Linked DNA regions of Homo sapiens: region 1 is linked to region 2. A link is an interaction called in ENCODE POLR2A ChIA-PET data of the cell type or tissue named here. Cell type or tissue: OCI-LY7. All regions are shown on one strand. Links, peaks and the distances in the headings refer to the core of each region. The heading gives the core; the rest is flanking DNA.

Region 1 (15,611 bases), core at 3,849-11,848, 60 kb before region 2:
CACCCTCAGACATTCCGATTTCTTACGGAGAGTGCCCTGGGCATCAGGATTTTTTTTAAAAAACCACGTGATCCTAATATGCAGCTAAGTCTGAGAATCATGATTTTATAGGGAAGAAAATTGCTCTGGAATGAAATAGGCCTAGTTTTAATCCCAGAGTGATGCTTGCCAGCAGTGTTGCTTTGGACCAATTTGTTTGTTATTTAACCTCTCCAAGCACTTATTTCCCTCACTATAAAAGGAGAGCAAGAATATTGTCCATTCAGAGTTGTTATGAAAGGTAACACAATGATTCACATAAAATGTTAGGCAATGATTATGCACTCAAATCTTTTTTTCTCTACCTAGGAATGTGGATTTTCATGAGTGGAGGAGTGTTTGGTGGTATAAATATCTTTGGATAATCTGGAGAGTGGAGAAACCTGTTTGGGGCACCAAAAGCCTGGGAATTAAGGCAGAACACTGGGGGACTTGTCTATCTCCCTCTCCCTCTCTCTCTCTCTCTGTGTATGACGATGAGGGGGCAAATTGCCAAGAGTTGCAAGAGTGGCAAAACAAAGTGGATCATACAGATCCAAAGAGAAATTTGGTTCCTACTCTCTCTTAGCTAGGGTTTTCCATGTCCTAAATTGTCCTTTGTATCTTTATTTAAGAAAGAATTAAAACTGCACAGCTCAAGGAGTGTCCAGACTCCCAAATCCACAACTGTTGAGTAGCCTGCCTTCCTCATTCTAGGTCCATCTGAAATCTCCTGGTTTTCCCAGTATACTGACCTGATCTTCAGAAAGAGGAACTGTGTGCACCGGGATGGGCTGCCAGAGTAGGATAGGATTCCAGATGCTGACACCTTCTGGGGGAAACAGGGCTGCCAGGTTTGTCATAGCACTCATCAAAGTCCGGTCAACGTCTGTGCTTCGAATATAAACCTAGAGTAGGAAAATCAAAGCAGAAGCGAACGTAAAGGGAGCATGAGGTTTTTTTCTACAGAGCTGCCAAGGTATTAGAGAAAGGAAAGGACACCCACAGTGAAATATTACAGACATTGTGCTAACATCAGAATCATAATACTTGTTAAGGAATGAGCAATATTATGATCATGGTACAAAGCAACCTGGTTGGCCAATAGTTGAATTGACAAATGAGATCAATTAAGCAGTGGCTACTTGTCAAGCCAAAGTATTTATTCAGGTGTTCATAAAATCTTGAAATTACTCATATTCACAAACTTTTTGGAACAAAAATTTGCATAAAGAGGAATATATTTGTAAACAAGACCTCTGACTTGTATAAGTTCCTTGGAAAACAGGCAAAGCACTTTTATATATGCAGAATTATTTTAATTATTTCAAAGATCAAAGTTCCCACTCTTGGCTCCCCAACTTGCCTGTTCATGTTTATAGGACTCATTCAAGAATTTTCTATATCTCTTTCTTATATACTCTCCAAGTTCATAATGCTGCTCCATGCCCAGCTATGGGAAAAAAATAAAAGCAAAAATTAATGAAAGTAAGTTCTATGAATCACACTATCATAAAAATTTGTTGATTTTTTTTTTCATTATGTGTGTAGAATGAACAATGGTGTGGTTTAATAGTTCCACAATAATGACACATATTTAAGTGAAAACAAAAGAGCTGTACTCTTTAGTTACAGTTCCCTGACTCCCTGAGAAAACTCATTTATCTTCATTAGCACTTAACATAGAGACTTGCACATAGTAAGTGCTTAGTTGATAGTTGGGTGATTGATCTGATTTAAGTAAATGGTTCATCTCTGATGTAGTGGGATCCTTGTTGGTAGAGCATTCAAAGAGACCCACTTGGTGGGGATTTTGTGGAAGAAGCTCAACCATCTGATGAGATTAGACTCGATGAATCTGAAAGTCTCTTTCAACCTCTGTGGGCAATGCTTTACTATCTGCCCAGTTTATTAATTCCTGGTTCATAAAAAAATTAGAACATGTTACTCTAAGTGTGGTCTGTATTGGCTTCACTTAAAAGCATTATAGAAATCAAATTCTTGGGCCCCACCCTTGACCTACTGAACCAGAACCTTTGGGGGTGGTGCTCAAGAATATTTTTTAACAAGCTTCTGATGGACAGTAATCACTGAGATGCACTGCATTAGCTCAGTGGTCCACAACCATTACCGTGCATCAGAAACAAAATTATCCAGCGGTGCATGTTGAAATGCAGATTCCTCAGCATCTCCATCAGAGATTCCAGCTCATTAGTTCCTGAGTGGGGCCCTGACATCTGCATTTTAACAAGTCTCCCAAGTGATTCAGATGCATGTAGTAGAGCACCATGCTTTGGAAATGCAGCATTCAAGTTTGTCTTTAATCCAGAGCCTTACTAGAGCTTTGGGAGCCAGAGAGGAGGTTGTTACGGTGGCTGCTGCTTGGTCCCACTTGTCATTTGCTTGTCACACTTGTCATTTGCTTGACCACCACTATAATCACTTCCCATCTACGATAGGGACAAGGTGGGAAAGGAATAATATACCGTGACCTGAGTAGCGGAGAAGCAGGTACTTTAGGTCTAATTGTGTTCTTACAGCTGACTTTTTAAATAGTCGTCTGTATGAAGCAGTGATTTTCACACTTTAGCATGCACAGAATCACCTGGAGGACTCAATAAAACACAGACTTCTGGGCTTTAATTCCAAAGTTTATGGTTCACTGGGTATTGCGTGAAGAATTTACATTACTGAGAAGTTCCCACGTGATGGTGATGCTGCTGGTCCAGGGACCACACTTTAAAAACCACTGATCTAGACAGCCATCATCTTATGATTATGCAGATTAAAAATACCTAGACAAGGCAGATTAAAAGTACCTAGACACTGATCTAGACAGCCATCATCTTATGATTATGTAGATTTAAAGTACCTAGACAAGGCTGGGTGTGGTGGCTCAGGCCTGAAATTCTAGCACTTTGGGAGGCCAAGGCGGGTGGATTGCCTGAGCTCAGGAGTTTGAGACCAGCCTTGGCAACATGGCGAAACCCCATCTCTACTAAAAATATAAAAAATTAGCCAGGCGTGGTGGTGCTCTCCTGTAGTTCCAGCTACTTGGGAGGCTGAGGCACGAGAATTGCTTGAATCTGGGAGGCAGAGGCTGCAGTGAGCTGAGATCGAGCCACTGCACTCCAGCCTGCGGGGACAGAGTGAGACTCCATCTCAAAAAAAAAAAAAAAAAAAAAAGTACCTAGACAAGGGTAGGAATCTGAGCCCTAGAACCTTGTCACTTCAAATGTGGTCCATGTACCAGTGCCATTGTCATCCTTGGGAGTATGTTAGACATGCAGAATCGCAGGTCCCACATCAGACCTGCTGAATTAGAATCTACATTTTGACAAGATTCCCAAGTGATTCATTTGCACATGGAAGCTTGAGAAATACTGCCCTAATAGAATCTGATGGGTAATCAAGGTTCTTCAGAAGAAGAACTCAGATCCTGCAGCCTAGAAGAATCTTTTGGTCTTAATGGGAAAACATAGCAACAGAACAGGAGTCTATACAGAGCCATAGGTATTAACAAGCAAATCTGAATTTTTGTAGCCTCTCTTTCATTCAAAGGGACAGAAGATGGGTAGGCTATGGTGAGAAGAGCTTTGACCTGGGAGACAGAAGATGCTGGTCTCAAATAGCCTGCCTGAGTTTTCTCCTCTATGAAATATAGTCAGGGCAGAAATTCTCAGCCTCGGCTACACATTAGAGTGAACTGATCACCAAGGAGCTTCTAAAAATCCCAATGCCCAGGACACATACTAGACCAATTAAATAAGAACCTCCCAGGCAGACATCAATATATTTTTTAAACCTCTCCAGATAATCCCAATGTTTTGGCAGGATTAAGACCCATTAGTTTTTGAGACATTCTACTCTAAAGATTCTGTGACATTTTCTTAATTAATATATTTAAACAGATCAGGACAGAAGCAATTCACCTGGCCTTGTGGCTCCAAACAGAAGAGTCATCCAATCTTACAAGCAAAGGGAATAGGGCTTTGGAACAGTGACTAAAGATGGCTTTGCTCCCCAGTTCACCTTCTCCTTAGATGCTCTTCAGAAAGTAGGGCTCCCTGTGTTTAACTGACCACTTATAAGGAAGGTCAAATCCCAATATATCCAGCTGACAAGAAATCATATTCTGATATCAGCACTTTGGGGAATCATGTTTCCCAATGCTGTTGATTCAGCTTATTGATTACAAGACTATTTTTCACTTTCTCATGTGAAGCCTAAGAAATTCAAATCCTGGCTTATGATTACCACTTGGCTCTCTTCAGCATTTCTAAGCTCATATAGTCTTTGTTCATGTACATCTCTTACATTTAAATAAAGCCAGAAGGGCAAAAAATATCAAAACAGACAATTCTATATACATTTCCCCTTGAGACTCATCAAGAATCTTTTTTTTTTTTTTTTTTTTTTTGAGATAGAGTTTTACTCTTGTTGCCCAGGCTGGAGTGCAATGGTGCGATCTTGGCTCACTGCAACCTCCACTTCCCAGGTTCAAGCGATTCTCCTACCTCAGACTCCCGAGTAGCTGGGATTACAGGTGCCCACCACCAATCCTGGCTAATTTTTGTATTTTTAGTAGAGAGAGGGTTTCACCACGTTGGCCAGGCTGGTCTCGAACTCCTGACCTCAGTTGATCCGCCTGCCTCGGCCTCCCAAAGTGCTGGGATTACAGGCGTGAGCCACCACACCCAGCTTCATCAACAATCTTTAGCTAAAAGTCCAACCAACCTGGGTGAGTTGGCCAAATCCTTGTGGCCATGAGGATTCCTTTATGGGGTCAGTGGGAAAGGTGTCAATGGGACTTCGGTCTCCATGCCGAAACACCTGAAAGTAGATGTGAGAGAGTGATGTTACAAACGTCACTTGGGTGTTTTGCTTCTGCTCATTATAATAGTTTTTTTTTTTCTAACTCATTGGTTTTAACTTTGGCTTCCCATTGTAATCACGTAAGGAGTTTTAAAAGATTCTGAGGACTGGCTTTCAACCTTAGTGATTTTTATTTAATTAGTCTGGGATGTGGCCAGGACATCAGGATTTAAAAAATCTCCCTGGGTAAATCTCTAGTTAAGAACCACTATTCTAAGTTCACTAACACTTTCACTGTGTTTCAGGTAATGTAAGAATCAAGATGATCAGCCATTAGAAGGCAGGTGACACATAATGGAGATCGGTTTGTACATAAGATAGGACAGAAAGGAACACAAAGCTGACAAGAGTACTTTACTGCAGACAAACTCTGATGAGAAGTATTCTTCCCTTAATGATTACAGTAATAGTGGTATAACTTTTTTTTTTTTGAAACAGTGTCTTGCTCTGTTGCCCAGGCTGGAGTGCAGTGGCGAATCCCAGGTTCAAGCAATTCTCCTGCCTCAGCCGCCTGAGTAGCTGGGACTACAGGCGCTTGCCACCACGCCCAGCTAATTTTTTTATTTTTAGTAGAGATGGAGTTTCACCATGTTGGCCAGGCTGGTCTTGAACTCCTGACCTCAGGTGGTCCACTTGCCTCGGCCTTCCAAAGTGCTGGGATTACAGGTGTGAGCCACCGTGCCCAACTAGTATAACTTTTTTTTTTTTTTCGAGACTGAGTCTTGCTCTGTCATCTAGGCTGGAGTGCAATGGCACCATCTTGGCTCGCTGTAGCCTCTGCCTCCCAGGTTCAAGTGATTCTCATGCCTCAGCCTCCCGAGAAGCTGGGATTACAGGCACACGCCACCACACCCAGCTAATCTTTGTATTTTTAGTAGAGATGGGGTTTCACCATGTTGGCCAGGCTGGTCTTGAACTCCTGACCTAGTGATCCACCTGCCTTGGCCTCCCAAAGTGCTGGGATTACAGGCATGAGCCACCACACCTGGCAACATTTTATATACAATAAAAATAATAGATTTTTAACACCACATACAATTTGTGACCATTTTGAGCCAATGATTTGTTCATTTTTTGGAGATTAGGAGTAAAAGATTGCAGGTGGGGAGGTTAGGAAAGCTAATTCTCAATACTTTAATAACATACTTCTATATTTGTACCCATGTCATGCTATTGTGATTGCACATTTCTCTTTGGGAAGAGTAGTCTGGACTTTTGAAATCTTGGTGCTTTGATTCTAATATGCTTTCTCAGTATAATATCAAACCAAACACAAAGCCATCTTATGAGCAAAAGATAAGGAAAGAAAACACTGAAGAACTACAAGATGAAGTCTACACTGATGTCAGCAAATATTTTTAATATAGAGACAGCTGCATAACACCTTGATTTATCTGAGGTTACCCGCACCTGTACTTATACTACCTGGCTAAAATGTTCCATTGAAAAGTAAGCTAAGAACCTGCTCTTTTGAAATTCTGTAAAACAGAATTCAATAGACATTAAATAAGAAAACAGTCTCAGACTTTAGTCATTTTTGAGAAGGAATTCCAAGAAAGTGGGAGATGCTTGGTTTGTGTCTCTAATATCTGAAGAAAACAGATCTTTTGGCCCTTTAAACTAGTGACAAATTAAAACTTCGGTAGAGTAGTCTACAGAAACAGGGGCAATGATGCAATAAATGTTAAGCGATCATTTTGGTCAGGTGAGAAATTACTTTCATGAATGATCCCCTGAAGGCAGGAAGGACAGCTGCATATTTTTTTGTGAGCACCTGCAGTTACTAGTCTCAGGGGTGACTTGGTCATGATCAGAAATGATTATGGTTAATCATTGATGCCTCTTTCCACAATTGAAGTACATTTTAGAGTTTTTATATCCCAGGTAAATGTGTCTTTGAATAACTAAAGTTGTTACATGGTTTCAATAAATTACAAACCCCACACTGTTTTAGTTTCTAGGGCTTCTCAACCTCAGCATTGTTGACATTTTGGGCTAGATAATTCTTTGTTGTGGGGGTTGTCCTGTGCATTGTAGAATGTCTAGCAGCATCCCTAGCCTTTACCCACCGGATGCCAGTAACATTCCCCAGCTGTGACAACTGAAAAAGGCACATTTTCTGCCATAGGGGCAGAAAATCACCCCAAGTTGAGAGCCACTGAGTTAGCCAAAGAGAAGTCAGGTGAGAGACATTGTAATAAAATAATTTACATTGCTTCCCACCAACCTATAACCACAACGGTAACTCCTTAACATTTTTTGAACACTCACTTTGTCCTGGAAACTGTGCTAAGTGCTTCTCATAGATGTAATCTTCTCATCAGTTCCACAAAGCAGTTACTATTATTATTTCCATTTCACAAATGAGGAAGTTTAGCTTAATTAAGTGACCTGTCTAAACTCACACAGCATGTAAGAAGTGGTAGAGCTGATATTCAAACACAGGCTGTGCCTCCAACTCCAGCATACTTAACCACCTGTGAGAGGTTCATTTCTGTATGATCACACTCCTCACAGTCCCACCAGCTAAATCTGAATGGTCTGGGATCTAACGCTTCTTTATTAACTCTACTTAGTATACTCTTTTCCTCTAGGATTGGAAGGGGTGTGTGTGTGTGTGTGTGTGTGTTTTGTATCAGAAGAAACCAAAACCTTGATACGGAAACTACCCCGAAGGCACTGTGAACTATGTATATTATTGAAAGAATAGAACTGAGGTTATGCAACTAAATGACAGAATGGCCTGAGAGAGAAAAACAAGTGTGGTCACCTTAGCAGAGTGTTTTGAAGAGCAGAGAACTGGAACATAATCATGAGACTTGGGCAAACTTTCTCACTCTGGCCCATAGTTCAGAAATAATTGTACTCCCCTACATTTCAGTAGGTTTTAAGTGTTTCCAAGGTAGTTGCTCAAACATGCTGTCAACCCTTTGGAAGGGATGTCCTGGAGAAACACTTAATAAACCATTCTCCACTTCCAGGGCTGGAAATCAAAATGTGTGCACACACCCCTCCCGCAGGCAAATGTGAAGCTGGTGTTCCTTGAGCTTTTGGAGTTTCAAAATTCAGCTGGAGTTCTTGGACTATGCGAAGACATTCTTTTAATTCTGTGGTAGAGCAATCTTCTTAACTGCTGCTCTACCAATTATTACCTCTGTGCTCAGTCCAGCAATCATACTCTATGAAATCCTTTAAAAACCTAAAAATACTTTATTAGCAATTAGGATTTTTGCAGTAGTAGTGGTAATTGTAATAGAAAGACATCCAAGATAATAACAATTCCTGGCCAGGCACAGTGGCTCATGCCTATAATCCCAGCACTTTGGGAGGCTGAGGCAGGCGGATCATGAGGTCAGGAGATCAAGACTATCCTGGCCAACATGGTGAAACCCCATCTCTACTAAAAATACAAAAATTAGCTGGGTGTGGTGGCGCATGCCTGTAGTCCCAGCTACTCGGGAGACTGAGGCAGGAGAATCACTTGAACCTGGGAGGCAGAGGTTGCAGTAAGCCGAGATCGTGCCACTGCACTTCAGCCTGGTGACAGAGTGAGACTCCGTCTCAAAATAAATAAATAAAAATAAAAAAAAATAATAATTCCTTACATTTGCACAACCCTCCATGGTTTGTAGAATTTTCCCCTGCTACCTCTTTTAATTATTACATCCCCGTCTGAGGACAGGTTGGCACTACTGCTGCACTGAGCAAGTAAGAAAACTATATGATCAAAGAGATCATGTAGCTGTCCAGATCTCCTAATTCTCATGATAGTTGGCCCACTGTTTCCCCATCATACTACAATCACTTCACACTTTTAAATCATAGGTAACTGTTTTTAAAAGGACTTTTGGTTTGGTGCCCCCATGAATGAACCTGCTCCACTGAATCTGCTAAACAAATCTGGCATGTGGCTTAGGGTGTGGAGAACCTGGTGAGTACAGTCGAGGCTATATCCAGTGGAAAATGTAAAGATATACAAAAGTGGAGTTTTTTTTTTTTTTTTTTTGAGATGGAGTCCTGCTCTTGTTGCCCAGGCTGGAGTGCAATGGCATGATCTTGGCTCACTGCAACCTCTGCCTCCCAGGTTCAAGTGATTTTCCTGCCTCACCCTCCCAAGTAGCTGGGATTACAAGCACCTGCCACCACGCCTGGCTAATTTTTGTATTTTTAGTAGAGACGGGGTTTCGCCATGTTGGCCAGGCTGGTCTCGAACTCCCGACCTCAGGTGATCCACTCGCCTTGGCCTCCCAAAGTGTTGGGATTACAGGCGTGAGCCACTGTGCCCAGCCTAAAAGTGGAGATTTTTATCATGAGCCCACCACTGTCTCCAACAATTATCAACTTGTATGTGGCTAGTCTTGTTTCTTTTATATCCTCATCACTCTTAGATATTATATCATGTTCTATTGCTCTTTGCATAAATTAAAGGTCCTTACAAGGGCTCACAAGATCTTACCTGATCTGGTCCCTACCCACCTTGATATTCTCACCTTGATGTCCTCAGCTTACCCACATGGGCCCTCCTGCTGTTACATCCAATATACTAAATTTGCTGAAGCCTCAGGGCCTTTGCTCTTGATGTCCTGTCTGCTTTGAATGTCTCAAGTCTGCGTCTTCTCTCAGCATACACACCACTCATCAATTTGAGGTCTGTCCTGAAAATTTGACCTTTACAGAGAGACATCCCTTGACCATCATTATAATTCTTGCTCAATCTCTATCTTATCTCACTGTTTTATTTCAAATAAATATTCCTGATGTTTTCTTATTTTTTGTTTTTACTAAAATTAAAAAAAATCTGGCTCCCTCCCTGTCCCTAGAAACTCCTTGAAAGCAGAAGCCTTGCTGTCACAAGCACTGCTATAACCCCAAAACAGTGCCTGGAACATAGTAATATGCAAAAAAGGCCTGTTCTGATGAACAGGTGAATCTCGGATTGGGTCTAGTACTTCCAGGTACATTATGGATTTCTTTCCAATCTTCTCATTTCATGAGGGTTTTTGATCATCATCCTTATTTATCAGCAAGGTGTGCTATGTGTGCTTTTTTTTTTTCCTTTCTTTCATCTTCTTGTCTTTCCCCTCTGTCTTAGCCCATTTTCTGTTGCTTTAACAGAATACCTGAGACTGGGAAATTTATAAAGGAAAGAGGTTTATTTTGCTCACAATTCTAGAGGTTAGGAAGTCCAAGATCAGGCAGCTGCATCTAGTCAGCTTCTGGTGAGGGCCTTGTGCTGTGTCATAACATGGCAGAAGGCATGACAGGACAAGAAGGGGCACACTGAGAGCCAAAATGGTTTTTATGATAGACTCACTGACATGATAACTCACCCACTTCTGTGATAACCTATTAATCCATTAATCTGTTAATCCATTAATCCATCAGGAGAGTAGAGCCCCCATGGCCCAATCACCTCTTAAAGGCCCCACCTCTTAAGGCTGTTACATTGGGATTAAGTTTCAACATGAGTTTTGGAGGGGACAAACATTCAAATTGTAGCAGTCTCTATCCTATTCATTTGTGCCTTTGCTTCTAGAACAGTGAGTCTGCTTCCAGACTGGATTGAAGTCTCATAAACCATCATGTTCTCCTTTCAGGTTTGGAATTGGAGACACATCATAAAACTTTGGGGTGATTCTGGAAGTCCTAAAAGGAACCTTATCTCCTGACATTAAATTCTTCTTATTATTTTATTAGGGTATACTCTAAGTTGTGAAAATCTCGTGATGCACAAAGATAACTATGAGTAGAAGTCTATTTTATTTTCTTCTTTTAGGACCTAAGAAATAAATCCATTGGTAAAGAAAATTAAAAATAAAATAGTTTGGGCAGAAATAATTGAGTAATGTAAATGAGTGTCATTTCAGAGGTTAGAAGGAAAGCTGGCTGACCTTGAAAGGAATCAGCATGAGAATATGTTCTGTACTCCCCGTGAAGCAATCAGGACAAGTCTAATAAGACTTTGATCCAGAGACTGGGACGAACACAGAGGCCTGCAAATAAGGGAAGCTGTAAAAACTGTGTATTATGTTGTGTAGAAGATGTGTGATATATCAGAAAAGGTCTGGGTTTTCAGTTGGTTAGACCTGGGTTCAAACTCCTGCTTTGTCAAGGTCCTGCTGGGTGACCTTGGGAAAATGATTTAACTTAACATTCTGCATGCCTCAATTTCCCTTTCCTTTCCTCAATTTCCTTTCGTGTAAAACACAAAAGCATTATTTCTCATCCAGGAGCATCATGAAAATTAAATGTGTAATATATGTAAAGCCATCAGTATAATACCGAGCACACCGGATGCATTTGATATGTGGGATTTATTATTATATTTGTTATAATTATTTTTGTTGTTATATTATTCAGACATTTAGCTTAGCTAACATATATACTTCCTTTCCTGCTGACAATAATTTGCAGCATATAGGGCAAATGAGCACTACCTATTGAGCAATGGGAAACAGCACTCTCCTTCGAGACATACCTCTGTTAATTTCTAATCATCTCTCCCTACTTTTATTTCCTTGGCTGAGAGGAATAATTAATTATTCCTTTGCATTTAGGATACTGAGAAGCACCCACAGGAATAACCTGGTTGGCTGAAATGTCTTGGCCAAATGCACCCTGAAAATTTGTGAAATGCATTGGCATAAATCTGGGGAGAAGCTCATGTAAGCAAACTGAACTGAGCCTGGCTCAGTACCAACTCTCAGCGCACGGTGCTGTTTCCGGCAAATGTCTTTGAAAAACCTGTGGTCTCCAGACAGCTTGGCTGTTCCTTGGATACAGTGATTAGGAGCCATACAGCAAGGGAGAGAGATTGTATGTAAGGTTGTTTGTGAACTGAGGCAGGAGACCTGATTTTTGCTTTTCAGTGGAATTTTATCTGGTCCATCTTTTTTTTTTTTCTTTTTTGCAGAGATGAGGTCTTACTATGTTAACCAGCCTGGAGTCTTGCACTCCTGGCCTCAAGCAATCCTTCTGTTTCGGCTTTCCAAAGTGCTGGGATTACAGGTGTGAGTTGCTGCACCCAGCCTCTGGTACCTCTTTTTATAAGCCAACCCAAGCGACAGGGTTTTTCCCTGTTGTCCAGGCTGGAGTGCAATGGTGTGATCCTAGCTCAATGTGGCCTCACACTGCTGTGCTCAAGTGATCCTCTAGCTCCACCTTCCCTAGTAGCTAGGAGGTCCTTCATGTCCATAATGTGGAAGTTACCCATTCCAGTATATAGATTATGTGCTGAGAATTTGGAGGCTGCTTCCATCAAGAATATCATATTATGCCAGGCGCAGTGGCTCACGCCTGTAATCTCAGCCCTTTGGGAGGCCAAGGCTGGTGGATCACCTGAGGTCAAGAGTTCAAGACCAGCCTGGCCAACGTGGTGAAACCCAGTCTCTATTAAAAATACAAAAACTAGCCAGGCATGGTGGCACACGCCTGTAATCCCAGCTACTTGGGAGGCTGAGACTGGAGAATCACTTGAACCTGGGAGACGGAGGTTGCAGTGAGCCAAGATCACGCCATTGCACTCCAGCCTGGGCGACAGAGTAAGACTCTGTCTCAAAAAAAAAAAAAAAACCCAAGAATATTATATTACTTGATTAAGAATTCTGCATGAAGAAAGTCAACCATGAAGAATGAGAAGAGTGTATACCTTGTAAGTCATCATTCCTTTCTTAACACCGGTGAAATGAGATGGAATTTTTCTGTCTTGGATCAGCTGAACTTGTGGGTTTTCTCTGGGTTAGGGGAGACAGGATGCTTTAAAATGACATTTTTCTATTTCTGGATGATATGGTGCATGAAATAACTTAAAAAACTCAAGTGGGTGTGTGTGGGAAATGAGTGGCTATGCAGATGAAACAAGATTGCATGGGTGATAGTCTTTGAAGCTGGTTGATGAGGACATCCAGATTCACCATATTTACGATTCTTTCCATATAAAGTTAAAAATGTCAGTTCTCTCAGTGTTTTCTACAGGACATTGGGGAAAAAAAGAGGGAGGTGAATGCTGTAATCAAAATTTTGAAAACAGAGTTTGGAAAACACTAGATCCTTTCCTTGAAAGCCACAGTGCGTATTAGCATGTTAAAGACTTAGGATTACTGCATTAAAGAGACCTTTTAAACACAGTTTAACCCAGTTCTATTCCCAAAGCTAACTTGACTATTGAAACTGATTTTTTCCCCATGTACACCTGTTAACAACTTGTCAAACTAGCATTTCATGGGTCACAGGCACTTCAGTTAGTCCGAGAACAAGAACCAAGGACAGTTTCCTCCTCTTTCTGCTGAGAACAGCTTTTCAGAATTGGGGAGGATTTATTTTTCTCGGATCACAGAGGAAAAGCAAGGGAACCACCTGCTGATTCAGAGTCAAGCTAATCCAGCAAACCTTACAGGGGGATCTCAGACTAGCTCCATGTGCTGGGTTATATACACACAGCAGGAAAAGACCATGTCTAGTGATAAAGGGAAAGGCATCCGGGGTCAGAGAGCCTGGGTTCAAATTCTGTCTCCACCATTCCATCTGTGTGACCATGGGCAAGATGCTTAACCTTTTTGTGCCTCAATTTCTTCATCTATAAAATAGGAATAATAAGTTTTACAAAACTTTATAGAATGGTTGCCAGATTTGGCAAATAAACATACAGGATGCCCAAATATTGCATGGGACTAAAAAATTATTTGCTATTTATCTGAAGTTCAAATTCAAATGGTCATCCCATATTTTATTTAACGACCTTATTTTAGAGGATTGTTGACAGGCTTATGTGATACAATTCATATTGAACACTCAGAACAGTGCCTTGTAAGCACTCAATTGCAGTAAGTACTTGCAGTAAGCACTCAATTGACTATTGGTTATTATCATTAATATTACCACTTTAGTTATGGGCATCTTTTAAAACAATTCTGGTTCTCCTAATAATTTTCTAAGAGTTATCTCATTTGTATAAATTAACCACTTATAGTCAAATATTCTCTTTAGTCAATAAAAATAAGAAACTGATGTTTATTGGCTTAAGTACTTAGATGGACGTTGTTTTATAAGGGCCAAGAAAGATGTATTAAATGGCCCTTCATCTACCATTAATGGAAGGAAATCATGGTAGGAAAAAATAGTTAACACTGGCTTTGTGCAATATTTGTTAATTTTTTTAGTTCTAAGAGAGCTAGCTTTGTATTTTGGCTTTCCTCAGGAAAGAATTAACTTGCAGTCCCTGAATATAGGAAACCCACAACAATTTGGTAGTCAAAGGAAGTTAGCCTGGGCTAACTTGGGTAAAACATGGAGGAGGGAATACATCATGTACAGTGAGCTTGGAGTAACTTGGATTTCTCAGAGGACTGCCACTCAACCAGCTTGTCACAGGTTTACAGTATTACAAGCACGGCAGATGCAGTACAATTTCTACAGTCCCTAAACTTGCCTCATGCACATGTTAGCAAGAAAACTACTGATAGAAGTACAAGCCTAGCTCACATGGGTTTCCCTAAAGAAGGCACACAGTATTATATATTTTTTTTCTGCACAGAAGTCTGACAGCTGGTGAATCATTTGTAAATAAATTGATAGTTTGTTTCACTGGGTTTTCTGTCATTGTTGACTCATGACCTAGTAAGGATTTACTGGACTATAAGAATAATGATTCAAATAAGCACATGGGTATCATATTTTCTGTAGAAAGTAAAGAGCTTTGAATATCCCATGCTGAAAAAAAAAAAAGCCTGAACTTTAATTTTTAAGGAAACAGTGACTTTCCTTCAAATTATAAAAATAATTTTTGAGTATTCTTGACAGAAAGAAAATTTACCTACTTATCAGCCCACTTTCACTATCTCAAATAAAAAAATGTAGGGAAGAGAAAGAAAACGAGAGAGGAAAGGCAAGAAGCAGCTTAGAGGCTTAGAGGCAGAGAAAGAGTGAAACAGAAGGAAAAAAAGATACAGAAACAGAAAATCAGACTCTTAGGTAACATGATGAATCCCCTTCACTTTGCAAACCCTCTTTCCATCTATTTTCAAACAATGTCAACAGTATATTTTCTTTTCTTGATATTATGCATCAGCCACCCCCCACCTTTTTTCATAACTGGTCACATGTGCCAATGATTTTAATCGTCAACTAAATCTATATATCAGAAAATCATCCTAAAATTCCAAATTTAGATTCACTTTTATGCTTCAAGGTTGTTTACAAATAGTTGTTCTAATTTCCTGATAAACAAAGGTGAAAGGACTACTTAATTCAGAAAATGACTGTTTTTTGGCTTGCAAACAAATAATGATTAAATTGAATGAAGCCAGCTCTTGGTACATAAACAGCGCCAGCTGTGGTTTCTTCTGGACTGGTGTGGCTGTCAAAAGGAATCTGAATTCAAGGCAGTTGTAAAGTAAGTAAATAAATAACATCAGCAAAAGCAAATAAAAAGCAACCCCTAAAAAAACAGCGACCAAAAAATATTTTTGTTAGGACACGTTAGGTCTTCATTAAGAGGAACTTGCAAAACTTGATTATTCACTTTCTGAGTTTGAACAGAGCCTGGTCTCTGGGAAACAATCCAAGGATAAGATGAAACCTGACGCTTGCCTTATCAGACTTTGCTGGGAACACAGTTTTAAGGAAAAAGCAATGAGAAAAGTCTACTTACCAAAGTCACAAACTTCAACTCCTTGGCTAGTACACTTCGGTCTAGCCAGAAAAAAAGCAGAAACAAGAAG
Region 2 (15,611 bases), core at 3,288-11,287:
CCCTCTGAACTTAAAGTTAAAAAGTGTCTCTCAAAGGAGGTTCCTCAAATCTTTGTATTGTATTGTGGGTTGAAGCAGAGGGAATTAGGAATGTTTGATAGGCAGCTATTTTCTAAGTTGATCTTGAGGTAAGTTCATAACTTTGAAGGGAAGTGCCAATTGAATAATAATTCTCACACTACAGAGATGTCCTCTTTTGAAAGATAAAGGCTGACCCTGTTTGACAATATCTCTCACATGTGTTTTTTGCATCTCCTCATCCCAACTCTGCATCTATTGAACTTGAATGAGGAGCCAGAGAGAAGATCAGATTGAGGATATTATGTCTTAAGAGAATTACCACAGTTTAGCTTGACTACCGGCAGAATCTGGATTTGAGTGTGCAATTCAAATACAAATATGTTTTAAGCATCTCCCGTAATTACTAATTGCTCGTTCATTTCTTATATTTTCATCAATGAGTGGTGTCATTTCCCCAACAGTGGTTTGAACTAGAAACCTTGGTGGTGTTCTAGATTTCTTCATCTCCTGAATCCTTGCATATTAGATAGTTACCAAATCCTGTCAAGTCCTATTTCTTAGATCCAGAATCTACTAAGGTGTAGTTAACATGAATCCAGAGTTCAGACCCCAAACTAGCTACTTACTAGTAAGTTAATGAACTTTTGTGCATCCATTTCCTTATCTTTAAATAATACTGTATTAGTTTCCAATGACTGTTATAAGAAATTACCCCAACTCTGGTGGCTTAAAACAATACAAATTCAATGAATAACATCTAGTATTTGAGAGCACAAAAGGGTGACTACAGGCAACAATAATTTATTGTACATTTAAAAATAACTAAAAGAGCTGGGCATGGTGGCTTACACCTGTAATCCCAGCACTTTGGGAGTCCAAGGCGGGCGGATCACCTGAGGTCAGGAGTTCGAGACCAGCTTGGCCAATGTCGTGAGACCCCATCTCTACTAAAAATACAAAAATTAGCCGGGCATGGTGGTGCACACCTGTAATTACAGCTACTCAGGAGGCTGAGGCAAGAGGCAGAGCTTGCAGTGAACCGAGATCGTACCACTGCACTCCAGCCTGGGCAACAGAGCAAGACTCCATCTCAAAAACAAACAAACAAACAAACAAAAAACAAAACTAAAAGAGTGTAATTGGTATGTTTGTAACACAAAGAAATGATAAATGCTTGAGGTGATGGATACCCCATTTACCCTGATGTGATGATTACACATTGTATGCCTGTATTGGTCTCATGTATCCCATAAATATACATACCCACTATGTACCTATAAAAATCAAAAATTAAAAAACCCACAAATTTATTATCTCATGGTTCTAGAGGTCAGGAGCCGAAAATAGGTCTCACTGGGCTAAAATTAAGGTGTTGGTAGGGCTGCATTCCTTCTAGAGGTTCTAGGTGAAACTGCCATTTGCTTGCTTTTCCATTTCTAGAGGCTGCCTGTATTCCTTGGTTCATGGCCCCTTTCTGTCCTTAAAGCTAGCAGTGGCTGGTTGAAACTTTCTCACATGGCATCACTCGAACACAGACTCTTCTTCGGCTTCCCTCTTTCACTGTAAGGAGCCTTATGGTTTCACTGGGCCCATCTGGGTAATCCGGGATACTCTCCCTAGTTTAAAATCAAATGACAAGTAAACTTCATTTCCTACACAACCTTAATTCTCCTTTTGCATATTGACAGTTTCCAGGGATTAGGACATGAGCATCTTTGGGGACATTATTCTGTCTACCATAGCTACCTATCTCATAGGGCTATTGAGAGGATTCAATGAGTTTTAGGCTATAAAGCACTTTGCACAATGCTTAGCATGATGTAAATAATAAATGTTATCCTTATTGGTGTGAGTATTAGCTTATGTCTTCAGTCTCTCCCTCTTTACCCTTCATACTGGACTCAGAGTTGTATTTCAGGAGACCGGTTTCATCCTATTGTCCCCATCTTTAGTTCTTACTCTGTGTCCTCCTCTGTTCTCCCGCTACACTGTGTTTTCTATATATCAGTTTACCATTCTCGCTCTCTTTCTTTTTTTTTTCTCTTTTTTTGTGATGGAGTCTCACTCTGTCCCCCAGGCTGGAGGGCAGTGGTGCAATCTCAGCTCACTGCAACCTTTGCCTCCCTGGTTCAAGTGATTCTCCTGCCTCAGCCTCCTGAGTAGCTGGGATTACAGGCATGCACCATCACGCCTGGCTAATTTTTTGTATTTTTAGTAGAGACAGGGTTTCACTGTATTAGCCAGCATGGCTCGATCTCCTGACTTCATGCCCCACCACCCGCCTTGGCCTCCCAAAGTTCTGGGATTACAGGAGTGAACCACCGTGCCGGGCCTCTCTCTCTGTTTTTTTTTTTTTTTTTTTTCTGAGACACAGTCTCACTCTGTTGCCCAGGCTGGAGTGCAGTGGTGCTATCTCAGCTCACTGCAACCTCTGCCTCTGCCTCCTGGTTCAAGCAATTCTGCCTCAGCCTCCCGAGTAGCTGGGACTACAGGCGCACTCCACTGCGCCCAGCTTATTTTGTATTTTTGTAGAGACAGAGTCTCAAACATTCTGACCTCAAGTGATCAGCCCACCTCGGCCTCCCGAAGTGTTGGGATTACGGGCGTGAGCCACCACACCCGGCCTCAACTTACTATTCTCTAATTGTTGACTTACCTGTCTTCCACCAGAATGTAAGTGATTGTGTCAAAGTATGGTGCATGAACCAGCAACATTGGCGTCACTTGGAAGGTTGTTAGAAATGCAAAATCTAAGCCCCTGCACCCCACCCCCAACCCCACTTTTGCATCAAATGAATCAAAATTTGCTTTTTAACAAGATCTCCAAGTGATTCACATGTCCGTTAAAGTTTGAAAAATATTGTTCTGAAATATAACTGCCTGATAAATTGTAGGCACTCAATAAATGTTTATTGAATAAAATAAAAATTACACCAGGCACTTGTGTTAGATGGGAGAAGCACAGAAATAACAGGCATGGTTTTCCACAGCTCGTTGAATGATTCTGCTCTTATATTTCTTCATGTCTTTGTATAGCCTACATGATGGTCATCTCAGAATTGTTTAAAGGTGCAAGCTTGAGCTCCTATGAAATTACAAAGAGGCATCACATAGTTCAGATAGGCAAGGAATTTTTAATCTGTTTTGCTTACCACCATATCCTAACACCTGGGATAATGCCAGGCATATAAGCAGATGCTTCATAAATATTGTTGAATGAGTGAATCCGTGTGTTTTTTGTTTGTTTGTTTGTTTGTTTGAGATGGAGTCTCGTTCTGTCGCTCAGGCTAGGGTGCAGTGGCACGATCTTGGCTCACTGCAACCTCCACCTCCTGGGTTCAAGCGATTCTCCTGCCTCAGCCTGCCAAATATCTGGGATTACAGGTGCCTGCCACTGCACCTGGCTAATTTTTGTATTTTTAGTAGAGATGGGGGTTTCAACATGTTGGCCAGGCTGGTCTCGAACTCCTGACCTTGTGATCCACCTGCTTCAGTCTCCCAAAGTGCTGGTATTACAGGTATGAGCCACTGCGCCTGGCTGGCCATGTGTTTCTTTTTCTCCCAGTGGGAAACTTCACCACAAGGGGGACCCATTTGCAGCTCAAATCCATTCAAGAAGGTATTTCTTTCACCAAAAAGCCTCAAGATATACCATGCTTTTCTCCTTGTTCCACCACAGGAGACTGCTAATCACTAAGAACAAACAGGCAGCTGCTCTGGAAAGTAAATGTTTAAATAAGAAAGAGGGAGAGAAAGCTGCAGGGTTTGTCACCAAAGAGAGAATGTGGGAGTTCAGTCAGGCTGGTGGGAAAAATTTTAAGATGAAATTATAGGAATTAAACACAAACCCTCTTAGAAGGCCTGGGGGTTTGTGTAAAGTGTTTGGCTGAAGACAGCTGAACTCCCTTAAAAGCGTAGGGTGTAGATACATAGGAATATAGAGTAGTTTATCTAAATAGCTTGTTTACTCATGTGGTCCTAAGACCAACCTTTAATCAACCACGGGTGCATAATTTCTGTCTACTGGTGGATCGGCAACCAGGTCAATTACCCTCTAACAGTGTTTACTCAAGACCTTTGTCATTTAATCCATACTGAATAAATGTGAGCTTTGTTGGCTGAACGGGGCCACGGCTGCTACTCTTTACAGCACCTTCCTTGGTATCTGTGAGGGGCCCGGACCCTTAGCCAGACTGACAAGCAGAATATATGTGTCAGTGTACGTTATTCATCTGTCATTGGGTCAGTGTCTGTAGGATGGACCCCCGCAAGAGAAGCCATTTGCTGGCCAACAATTCACATAGTAAGCAGGAGAATTCTTCATGGCAAAACTATTGGCAAAGTCTCCGTTATGAAAGTGTCCCTGGAATATACATTGAAACAGGTATTAAAAGTACAGGTTCTGGTCCAAGAAAACAGGGCAGGTTGTACTGGGATGAAAACAGCATAAGACTCAGAAGAGTGGATCAGCAGATCATAAACAGTGAAAGAAGATTTGAAATCTGGTGTAACAGTTCCAGTGGCTAAGACTTTTACCAGTTCCTTGGTGATGAGAAAATGGAAATTAATGCCAAACCAATCTCAGTAGATATGGAACTGTGTGCCTGCTACTGGAGCTGTGCAGTAAACTCTACATGGTTCTCATGCCATAGTCATTCTTTTTGTTGTTGTTGTTTTGTTCTTTTTTTTTTTTTTTTTTTTAGATAGAAAGCGATTTGCCCACTTTGACCTCCCAAAGTGCTGGGATTATAGGCGTGAGCCACTGTGCCTGGCCCCATAGTCACTCTTAATGAATTGTTTGCTGTTGTCCTCAAGCCCTGAATTAAACTGTACCTACAAGTATCGGCCTGGGTGAACACAGGTGACAGATGCTCAATGCTGAGATACAGGATAACTCCCTGTCCTCACTGGTTTAATGATGTTTGTTTTTCTCTAAGAATGTATTTGCAATATGTCTGCATATCCGTTCTCTGCTTAGAGAACACTGTGTCTTGACTCTCAGCTCTAAGTTCACTTTTATATCTTCTTTTACAGCCAGCATAAATGTCACCCTTTCCCAAGTCTTTCCTGACTCTCCCAAGGAGTTATTTTGACACTATCTCTGCCATCCCATAGCCTTTGTACTTACCTCTCTTATAATACAGTTACTTATTTACCTGATCATCTCTCTAGATAAACTGCCAACTACTACAGCTATAGGCTGCACCTGATTCTCCTTTAATCTTCCTCCTGACTCCCAGAAATCACCAGCATGTAGTAGGCACCTGTAAATGCTCGTAAGTAGACCTTGGTCTCATCACCAGGACAGGCAGCCAAGCCTCACTGGTTCTTGGAAGATGTTAGTTAAGGGACAGTTGACTTGCTGTGGGCAAACATCTGGCCTTTAATTATTTAGCTGGTTAAATAGACTGTGATTGTCTCTGGTTGGTAGTTGCTATCTTTTTTTACAGGAGAAATCAATCTGCTGATATATCAGTTAGAAGACAATGTTATAGATAATGCTTATACATGGTGACCTAGTTGCCAACTGCATTGTATAAGCTAACAGTATCATAACACTTTGGATTAGAAAACTTATTATCATTATTATTAAGAAATCATTTCAATTTTTATTGCTGGAAGGACTTCATCTGGAATAGAGGCCCAACTAAAATGAATCAAAATTCTGCCTTTAGAAAGCTATTCAGCTTAATCATTTTGAAGACATGCCAATGGCAAACTACAAATTTAACTAAGGGTATTATGTTTCCTCCCTCTTTTTTTCCCTTCTTTCTTTCTCTCTCTTCTCTCTCTCCCTTTTTTCCTCCCTCCCTTCCTTCTTTCACTCTTTCCTTCCTTCCTTTTCCTCAGATATTTATTGAGCACTTACACTTTGACAAGTTTTTTTTTTTTTTTTTTTGAGACAGAGTTTCACTCTTGTTGCCCAGGCTGGAGTGCAATGGTGTGATTTCAGCTCACTGCAACCTCTGCCTCCTGGGTTCAAGCAATTCTGCTGCCTCAGCCTCCCGAGTAGCTGGGATTAAAGGCATGTGCCACCGTGCCCGGCTAATTTTGTATTTTTAATAGAAACGGGGTTTCTCCACGTTGGTCAGGCTGGTCTTGAACTCCTGACCTCAGGTGATCTGTCTGCTTTGGCCTCCCAAAGTGCTGGGATTACAGGCGTGAGCCACTGTGCCTGACTTGACAGGTCTTTTTTAGGCATAAGAGATAAAAAGTAAAGGAGCCATAACCCCCTGACTCCCAGTTGCTTTCTTTCTAGGGCTTTTCATTTGGAAAAAAGGAGAGAGAAGAGGGAGACTTTGAAATTTGTAAAAATGAATTAAGAGCAAGAGTTGGCAGCTAGTGATCAGCTTTGCACCAGTTGAGACAGCACTAAAAGGGTAAAATGTTACATCAGATAGTAAAATTCATTATTTAATTGCCATAAATCTAGACTGTATTAATTGCTCTTACTATATTTATATTGTATCAAATGAATACAAGATGTGGCCCCTGTCCTTGGGAACTTCATCATTAGAGTTATATCTTTTATGGAAATATAAGTTCTTTGTCAACATGATGAAAGGCTAGCATTTTTATGTCTATGGAAATGCTGGAGGAAACATGGTTCTAAGGGTTTGCCTTTCTAGTCTAGATCAGTAATTCTCAACATGCCATCCCCAAACTTCCAGCATTATTGTCAATTGGGAATTTGTTAAAAAGGCAAATTATTAGGCCCAAGTCAGAGCTACTGAATCTGAAACTCTGGGGCAGCAATCTATGCTTTAACAGGCTTTCTCTCTGTAATTCTGATGCATGCCCAAGTGTGACTGAGAACCACTACTCCAGTCTTGACCCTTGATATGCATAGTGTGGTCCCTGGACCAGCAGCAGTCGCTCGGAGCTTGTTAGAAATGTAAAGTCTCAGGCCCCAGTCCAAACCTACTAAATCAGTATTTGCACTTTACCAAGATTCTCATGCGATTTGTAAGCACATTGTATTTTGCAAAGCACTGCTCTAGACTAGATTATCCCTTGAAGGGCATTGAGCCAGAGCCAGTCTATGACTCCTCCCATTTCAGCCATCAAAGCACTGAAGTAGAAGGTAACAGGCTGTTCCTTCCACTTCCCTCAGCACTTGAGTGTCATTATCTAGAATTGGCATTTTGCAAATTTGGACAACATTGCAGTTTCTACAGAGAAGACTCTGCTCCTGTCCATGAAGACTGGGAGAGGTACCATATGAAATATAATCAGTTTGCTAGTACCAACAGATTGCTATTAAAATCATTTCAGTGTCAGATTTCCCCTTTCTTAAGATATAATTAGGTTTTCTGTCTGGAGGAGGGATAATACAGTTTCCAATGTAAGTGGGTCAAACAGATTTACAAAATAATGAGTAATAGGAGAAATTTGGAATTTCTCAGCCTGGTATTACTTTGGTATCAGGAAGGGCCAGTTTAGTTAAAGTGATGAATACAAGATATTGCAATTCTTCCCTAATGGATTGGTAAATAGCTGCTGTCCCTATGCCACCCCAGCTGCCCAGCTCTTCCTTTGGACTCTCCCTAGAGCTCCACATGACTCAGCAGTCTGCAATCAAGGTATTCTTGCCTGGCACATCAGGAGTCCCTAGGATCTTAAATAATGTGATTTGCAACTCTTCTGGTTTGTTAATGCTCTTACCCTACCACTTGTTAGATAGAGTCAATCTTTACTATTTGCAGATTCCATATTTGTGAATATACTTACTTGATACAAATTTATTTGTAACTCCCAAATCAACAGTTGTGATGCTTTCACAGTCATTTGTGGACATGTTCAGAGTGGGTAAAAACTTGAGTTGTCCAACAAGTGTGGTCACAGGCTCCAAGGGTTTAGCCAGTAAGCTCTATCAAACATTTGTAAAACAAGTAATTCCAGTCTTAGACACCATTTTATGTAAACAGAGACTCATTTAATGAATTTAGCATAATTTTGATGTCCAATCTGATAAAGTATGAATACAAAAATCATAGCAGAATCTTGCTTGTTAACATGGAAGCAAAAATGCTACGCAAAAAATCAGGAAATTCAATGATGTGTACAAAATGTCACATAAACAAAATGGATTTTTCCCAGAAATGCAAGGATGGCTTAATATTAGAAAATCTTTTAGTGTAATTCTCCACCTTAAGAAACTTATGCCATGATCTCAATAGATAAAAAGAACTCCAATAATATTCATCATTTTTAAAAAGAAGAAAAACTAACGCATCAAGAATAGATGGGAATCGCTTTAACCTAATAAAAAGTAGCCCCTCCACTCCCCCCAGTGATTAAGATGTTGTGACCAAAGGCTTGCAGGAACCTACCTAGTATTTCCTTAGGAGCAGTGGTTGAGTATTTGCTAAATGAGAGTTCCAGGTGAATTTATAGTACATAACTACCATGAATAATGAGAATTAACTGTATTTAAAATATCATCTTATGGGTGTGGTTTATACGTATTTTAATCTTTACTCTTGAAAGCTTTGTGAAAAAATGTGAAGAGTGCCGTCATCTCACCTTTTCATTGGATTGTGACTGTTTTAAAGTACTTACTGGGCGGGAATGGAGAATGGAATAGTCAAATGTTGCAGAAGGATATTCTCTGCGTGAATGTCTTCATCTTTGGATTCCCAAGGCAGCATTTATTAAATATTTCCCGAGTATGGTTAATTGATTGTGCATCTTCAAGGGGAAATTCCACGAACCAGTGATGTAGTTGTGAGGAGAGATTGGGATCTAGTTAGATCCTTGACTGGTGATTCTTACAAAATTCTGATTCCTTTTGCTACAAAGTGGATGTGAGGTGCCATAGAGAGAAAGTAGTAGGGAGAGCACAAAGCCATGAGCAAGACAGACATGTAAACAATTCCCACTCTATAATCATAGCTATATTTGAATGGTTGTAGGAGAAGCTGTGGGAAATTGGAGGAGGAAATGCCTGCCTTTTCTAGGAGGTTTCATGGAGAAGGAGATATTTGACTTGTGTCTTGAAGTATGGAAAGTCATTTTATTTATTTATTTATTTGAGACAGGGTCTCGCTCTGTTGCCCAGATTAGAGTGCAGTGGCACAATCATGGCTCACTGCAGCCTCAAACTCCTGGGCTCACGCCATCCTCCTGTCTCTGCCTCCCAAGTATCTGAGACTACAGGTGGACAACACCTAATTTTTCTTTTTTTTCAGAGATGAGGAGTTTCTATGTTGTCCAGGCTGGTCTCAGACTTGGGATCCAGTGATTCTCATGTGTCTGCCTCCTCAAATGCTAGAATTACAGTTGTGAGCCACCAGGGGAAGGAGTTCTTTAGGTAGGCAAGAGGGTGACATTAATTGAGGATTGAGAGGGGGTAGAATTTTAGGCAGAGATAGGGGAATTAGCAGAGGAATGGAGTTGTGTCCAGAGTGTGTGTGTGTGTGTGTGTGAGTGTGAGGGTGTGTGATATGTATGTGGAGTGTGTGGGGTGTGTATGTGCAGTGTGTGTGTGGTGTGTATGTATGAGCATGTGTGTGGTATGTGTGGGGTATATGTTTCTGTGTGTGAGTGGGTATGGTGTCTGTGATGTATATGTGTGTGTGGTATGTGTGGGTGTGTGTGGTGTATGCGGTGTGTGTGACAGTGTGTATGGTATGTGTGTATATGATGTGTATGTAGAGTATATGTGGTATGGATGGAGTGTTTGCATGGCGTGTGTGTGGTGTGTGTGAGTGGGTATGATGTGTATGTAAAGTGTGGTGTGTGAGTGTGTGTGAAGGAGGTTGAGCAGATAAGAAGGGGACAAAATGTTGGGGATGGGGTGAGGGGTGGTGAGTATCCTGTGCTGTCAGGGGTTTGGACTTGATCTTGTAGGCCCCAGGAGAGCAGTAACAGGTTTGTTTAGGAAAGGTCACCTTGCCAGCTGTGGGAAGGATAGTCAATTAGGAAGTCCCTGTGGTAATATTAGTGCTGGTGATGACCCACTTCGCACTCCCTCTCCAGAAAAATCTCTGTGCTCTTGGGGCCTTGAAAAGCAGACCAATACCTCTGATATCATTCTCTAAATTTAACCTTTTCAGACTTGAGTGGGCATACAATCTTCTTGTTGAAATGCAATTATGGTTCCATAGGTCTGGGTGGGGTCTGAGTCTCTGTAGTTCTAATGAGCTCCGGGTGATGCCAATGCTGTTGCTCCACAGGCATGCTTTGGAGAGGAAGGCTTCACCCTGTTTGCAAACTACAATAGCCTGGATTATAAAGAAATATTGATGTCTGGTGCCACCCTAGATATTCTGATGCAATAGGTGTAGGTGTAGGGTTTAGGCGGGGCACTAAGAATTTTAAAAGTGCCCCAGGTGAGGGATCAGTTTTTTTTTTTGTTTGGTTGTTTTGTTTGTTTTAAATTTTTCAATCCCTTCATGATTTTAAAAAATACACTAAAAATAAATTAATAGAAAAATAAAATTGAGAAAAAAGACTTGCAAATATAAGCCAGAATTTAAAAAAATTATCGTTAGATTCAACAGATGTGAAATGACTGTGTCAAGTTGCTATACAGGTTCTGTTTGCTTACTCTTCATTTCTGCACTTTTCTTGTTAGCGACCAGTAACAAAGAGTAGACCTACAACAGTCCTTGGACTACACTTTGAGCATCAGTACACCACACTCATAGCTGAAACCACCAGCCATTCAAGGAGGGCAGAGAATAGGGGATTCATCATTCCAGGGGGGCAGGAGCAATTGCTTTACCTTGGGATGGCTACTGGTGGCTAGAATGGGCCTGATGGAATGAGATTTCTTGCTCACTGTGTTTCCAGATTCTATAGTACCTGGTGAGATCTAAGGGCTCTTAATGATTCCCTGGTGGTGGTGGTGGTGGTGGTGGTGGCGGTGGCTTCACCTGTCAGAAAAATCATTATGGAAGAAGAAGGAGGGAAACTTTTTCTAGCTTCTTGGGTCTTTCTCTATAAATCTTTTCTCTTTGCCTTCAAGTTTTGTTGTGGTATAGTTATTGGGTTTAAACTTCCTCCTTGAGAATGGTGACAGCTACCTTCTCCCACGCTATATTTTGCAATAAGCCTTGTTATTTTGTACAGGTTATTTCTTTTCCATGCCTTAAAATGCCAGCTAAAACCCTTAGGACAATGTTACATAGAAGTAGCGAAAGTCATTGGGTGCCCATGAGTTGTTTCTGACTTTACAAAAAATGCATTCAATGTGTTACCACATTTTTTTCTTTTTCTTTTGCTGGGGGTGGGAATTTGTGGGGGTTACTCTTTATTAGGTTAAAGAAATTCTCCCCTATTCTCGATATGTTAGGAGTTTTTCTTCTTTTTTAAAATGATGAGTATTATTGAGGTTCTTTTTAATCTATTGAGATGATGACATAAGTTCATAAATGTATTAAGTGGAGAATTAAAAGATTTTCTAGACTGGGCGCGGTGGCTCACGCCTGTAATCCCAGCACTTTGGGAGGCTGAGGTGGGCAGATCACGAGGTCAGGAGATCAAGACCATCCTGGCTAACATGGTGAAACCCCGTCTCTACTAAAAATACAAAAAATTAGCTGGGCGTGGTGGTGGGCGCCTGTGGTCCCAGCTACTCGGGAGGCTGAGGCAGGAGAATGGCATGAACCCGGAGGCAGAGCCGAGATCATGCCACTGCACTCCAGCCTGGGTGACAGAGCAAGACTCTGTCTCAAAAAAAAAAAATAAATAAAAATAAAAATAAATAAAAAAATAAAAAATAAAAAAAGATTTTCTAGTGTTATGCCTTCTAATGAAAGTATTTCTGGGAAAATCCATTTTATTCATGTTATATTTTATACACATCACTGGATTTGCTTTACTTTGTGTTTAGCATTTTTTGCTTAGTTAGTAATAAGAGTGTCCTGTGACTTTTCTCATTCATACTTCATCATATTGGACATCAAAGTTATGCTAAACTCATCAAATGATTCTCTGTTTACCTGAAAGAGTTTATAGAAGACTAGAATTACTTGTTTAATGAATGTTTCGTAGAGCTTGCTGGTTAAACCCTTGAAGCCCGAAGTTTTTGTGGGCAGATTTTTAACTAATGACTCAAATTCTATAATTGTTGTAGTGTTCACTTATTTTTGTAGTGTGAATACTCCCACCCTGGCCAACATCAAGCTACCAACAGTTTAACAATCAGCTCACAAAATTCTTTAATAATTGACTTAATAATTGACTCCTGGATTCCTGTCTGAGATGGATGCATGACACCCATTGATAGGGTTGTATCTTCTGGATTTTTAATTGAAATTGCATTATATTTTTCTACAAATTTATTCATTTCTTTGTTTTCAAATTTATTGGCATAAAATTATACTATTCTCTCGGTATCTTTTAAATCTCGACATTATATTTAGCTATGTCCTTTACATTTTTAATATTATTTTTTTTCCTTGCTCAATCATGCAAATAGTTTGTCAACTTTTGTCTTTGTTGGTCCTCTCTACTGTATATGTGCTTTATATTGCATTAATTTCTACTTATCTTTATTTTTTCTTCCATCTACTTTTGCTGGGTTTATTCTGTTTCTCTTTTCTTAACTTCTTAAGTGGGATGCTCTGTCTGCCAAGGTCCTGGCAAGAAATAGATGGCATAGTCAAAGGAAGACTTAAGAGAGTGTAAGGAGGAGAGTATTTACATAAATGTGTCAGGGTTAAAGAAACCAATAAGAGATGAGTTACCCAGAACTAGCAACAGTAGTAAGCCTCATTACTCAGTTGTGAGGGGGAAGGTAGACTCTTTCCAGACCTTTGATAAAGGGGCTGCTCAAAAAAGCCACGACCTTGGGCCTCTGCTAAAACCATGGCTTTAAGTAAGGAGGGAGCAGATATATAAAAATCCTTATCCCTCTTTCTAATCTCTTATGTCCTGTGAGTGTCACCCATTGAGTAAACCCAAGTGGAAGTCAGCAGGAAAGTAGCTGGGATGATGCAGTCTTTACAGGTAAGCCTTTTGGAAGCACAGAACAATGGACAGAAGGGCAACTAATAGATCTACAGGGGTGCCCTGAAAGTGATCAGCAGAGAGACTTAGCTATTGATTTCAATCTCTCCCGTCCTCTCATTGGTATATTTAAGGTTATATATTTCCTTTTAAGTACTATTTTAGCTGCATTTCATAAATTATAAAATGAGGTAGTCCATTATTATTCATTGCCGAATATATTGTAAGTCCTATTAAGATTTCTTCTATAACCCATGAAGTATTTAGATGTATGTTTATTTCCATACATAAGCGGTTTTGTGTGTTTGGTATTTATTTCTAACTTAACCACATTGTGATCTGAGCTAGTGTGTCTGACACTAATTCCTGGGAAGTTTTTGAGACTTTATTTCCAGTCCAGTACATAACGATTCTCTCTGTGTTTGAAAAGATTGGGTGTTTTGGTTGTAGTATTCTGTGTATGTCAGTTAGTCCTCAATAGATCAAGCTTCTTATGATTTATTCAGATTTTCTATGTCTTTACTGATTTTTGTCTTGATCTGTCAATTACAGAGATAGGTGTATTGAAAACTGTCATTATGATATATTTTTTCATTTCTCTTGTTTTCTGTCAACCTTTGCTAATACATTTGAAAAATATTTTATTAGAAAGAATTTAGTCAGTATTTCTTCCTGGAGAATGCATCTCTTTAAAATATGTGCCGACCATCTTATCTTTTGTTTTTCTTTCTGTCTAAAAGTCTATCTTGATGGACAATAATGTAGCTCTACTAGCTTTATTTTGGTTAATATAATAGTGACATTTCTTTTCATCTTGGCTCTTTCATCTGGAATCACTTTTCTTCTGTAGGATGAACATTCATTACAAATTTCTTTAGTGAGAATCTGTTGGTCCATCTGTTAGGCATTTGAAAATGTCTTTACTTGTTCCTGTTTTTCAAAAATGTCTTTCTTTAACATGTAATTCTGAGTGAACATTTATTCCTCAAGGGAATTATTTTCCTCTTTACTCATTTCCAAGTTTTAAAGTGCAATTTTCCTTGCAATTTCTGGGAGTTTGGATAGGGGGATCACTGAGGGCTAAGTGTAGGTTGAACCATGGAAAATTGTTTTTCATAAGTCAAAAATAATCAAATATTGGCAATTTCTTATGGCTTAACCTTAATTGTCTACCCTTATGCTCAAATTGGATACCTTTGGGAAATCCTAGCTTTAGATAGAGGTGTTTGCTATAAGATCATCCATGTTGTTTGGGCTGTGGGTTTTGTCACCTGTCCTCCATATTCTATGAGGCCATGGAAACAGAAAATCAGTAACTTGACCAGGCAAATGACTTCAAGGTAAGAGCCAACTTTAATATTCAGTTTACTTCTTCTCGTTTTTATTTTGGCCTCTAACTATTCCTTGGTTTCTTGCAAGCTTATCAATATACTTAAAAGATATTTTGAATATTTTAGTGGCATCATTTAGTTTTCAGTGGGAGTGGTAATGGATGCAGTCTGCCATACTGCCAAAAAAAGAAGTGCTTCTCTTTGTCCTTTCTTCTCATACATTTTAAAATTGAGGTATATTCCACACAGCATAACATTCACTCATTTATTTATTTATTTATTTATTTATTTATTTATTTATTTATTTTGAGATGGAGTCTCGCTCTGTCACCCAGGCTGGAGTGCAGTGGTGCAATCTCGGCTCACTGCAACCTCTGCCTTCCGGGTCCAAGCGATTCTTCTGCCTCAGCCTCCCGAGTAGCTGGGACTACAGGTGCGCACCACCATGCCTGGCTAATTTTTGTTATTTTTAGTAGAGATGGGGGTTTCACTATGTTGGCCAGGCTGGTCTTGAACTCCTGACCTTGTAACCCACCTGCCTCAGCTTCCCAAAGTGCTGGGATTACAGGCGTGAGCCACCGCACCCAGCCACATTGACTGTTTTAAAGTATGCGATCCAGTGCTTTTTAGTGTATGCACAAAGTTACGTAAACATCACCATTATCTGAATGGAAAACAGTTTATCATCACCAGAAGAAACTGTACTTGTTAGCAATCACTCTCTATTTCCCCTTCCCCCAGTTCTTGGTAACCACTAGTTTACTTTCTGTTTTTATAGATTTGTCTATTCTGGACATTTAATATTAGTGGAACCACACAATACGTTGGTCTTTTGTCACTGGCTTCTTTTATTTAACATCATGTTTTCACAGTTCATCCGTGTTGTAGCATATATCATTAATCCATCCATTTTAATGGCTGGATAATATCCATTGTATGGAGACACCACATTTTGTGTATCCATTCCTCAGTTGATGGACATTTGGGTTTTTTCTACTTTTTGTCTTTTATGAATAATGTTGCTATGAACATTTGTAAACATGTTTTTATGCCAACCTATGTCTTCAATTCTCTTGGGTATGTACTTAGACATGGAATTGCTCACTCATCTGAGGTCATAAAAGGGTGTCTTAAGATAAATTTCTACATTCTAAAATTGGATTGCAAGGACTTGCTTGAGAGGTGATCTGTGGCCTTGATGACTTCAATCCCCCTGCCTTCCTTTCACCCACTTCAGCTTCCCCTCTTATCCCTGAATGTGCTGCTCCCTCTGCTGGGAACACTTTTCACATCCTCCTTTCA

The links. ChIA-PET counts read pairs that join two places held together with the same protein. Peaks named below come from ENCODE experiments on the same cell type or tissue, not always from the same donor. Only the 100,000 strongest peaks of a DNase experiment are listed, where the experiment ranks them.
Region 1: POLR2A ChIA-PET joins it to region 2 with 12 read pairs; 3 of 35 experiments call an interaction of 5 or more read pairs at or near these places.

Annotation. Positions count from the first base shown.
Region 1 is chr3:132,317,507-132,333,117 of GRCh38, reverse strand. It overlaps ACP3 (acid phosphatase 3), which reads right to left. Exons shown (of 10, transcript NM_001099.5): 1 at 15,542-15,611; 2 at 4,756-4,851; 3 at 1,385-1,471; 4 at 774-926. Among named protein-coding and RNA genes, the nearest start is that of ACP3, 7.9 kb to the right of the region's middle. In OCI-LY7, for the core only: no CTCF peak of the experiment used is centred there; DNase peaks (open chromatin) are centred at 6,627 and 7,307; H3K4me3 peaks cover 473 bases; H3K27ac peaks cover 1,445 bases.
Region 2 is chr3:132,257,151-132,272,761 of GRCh38, reverse strand. No RefSeq gene overlaps it. Among named protein-coding and RNA genes, the nearest start is that of TRC-GCA9-1, 33 kb to the right of the region's middle. In OCI-LY7, for the core only: a CTCF peak has its summit at 3,616 (motif pointing right); no DNase peak of the experiment used is centred there.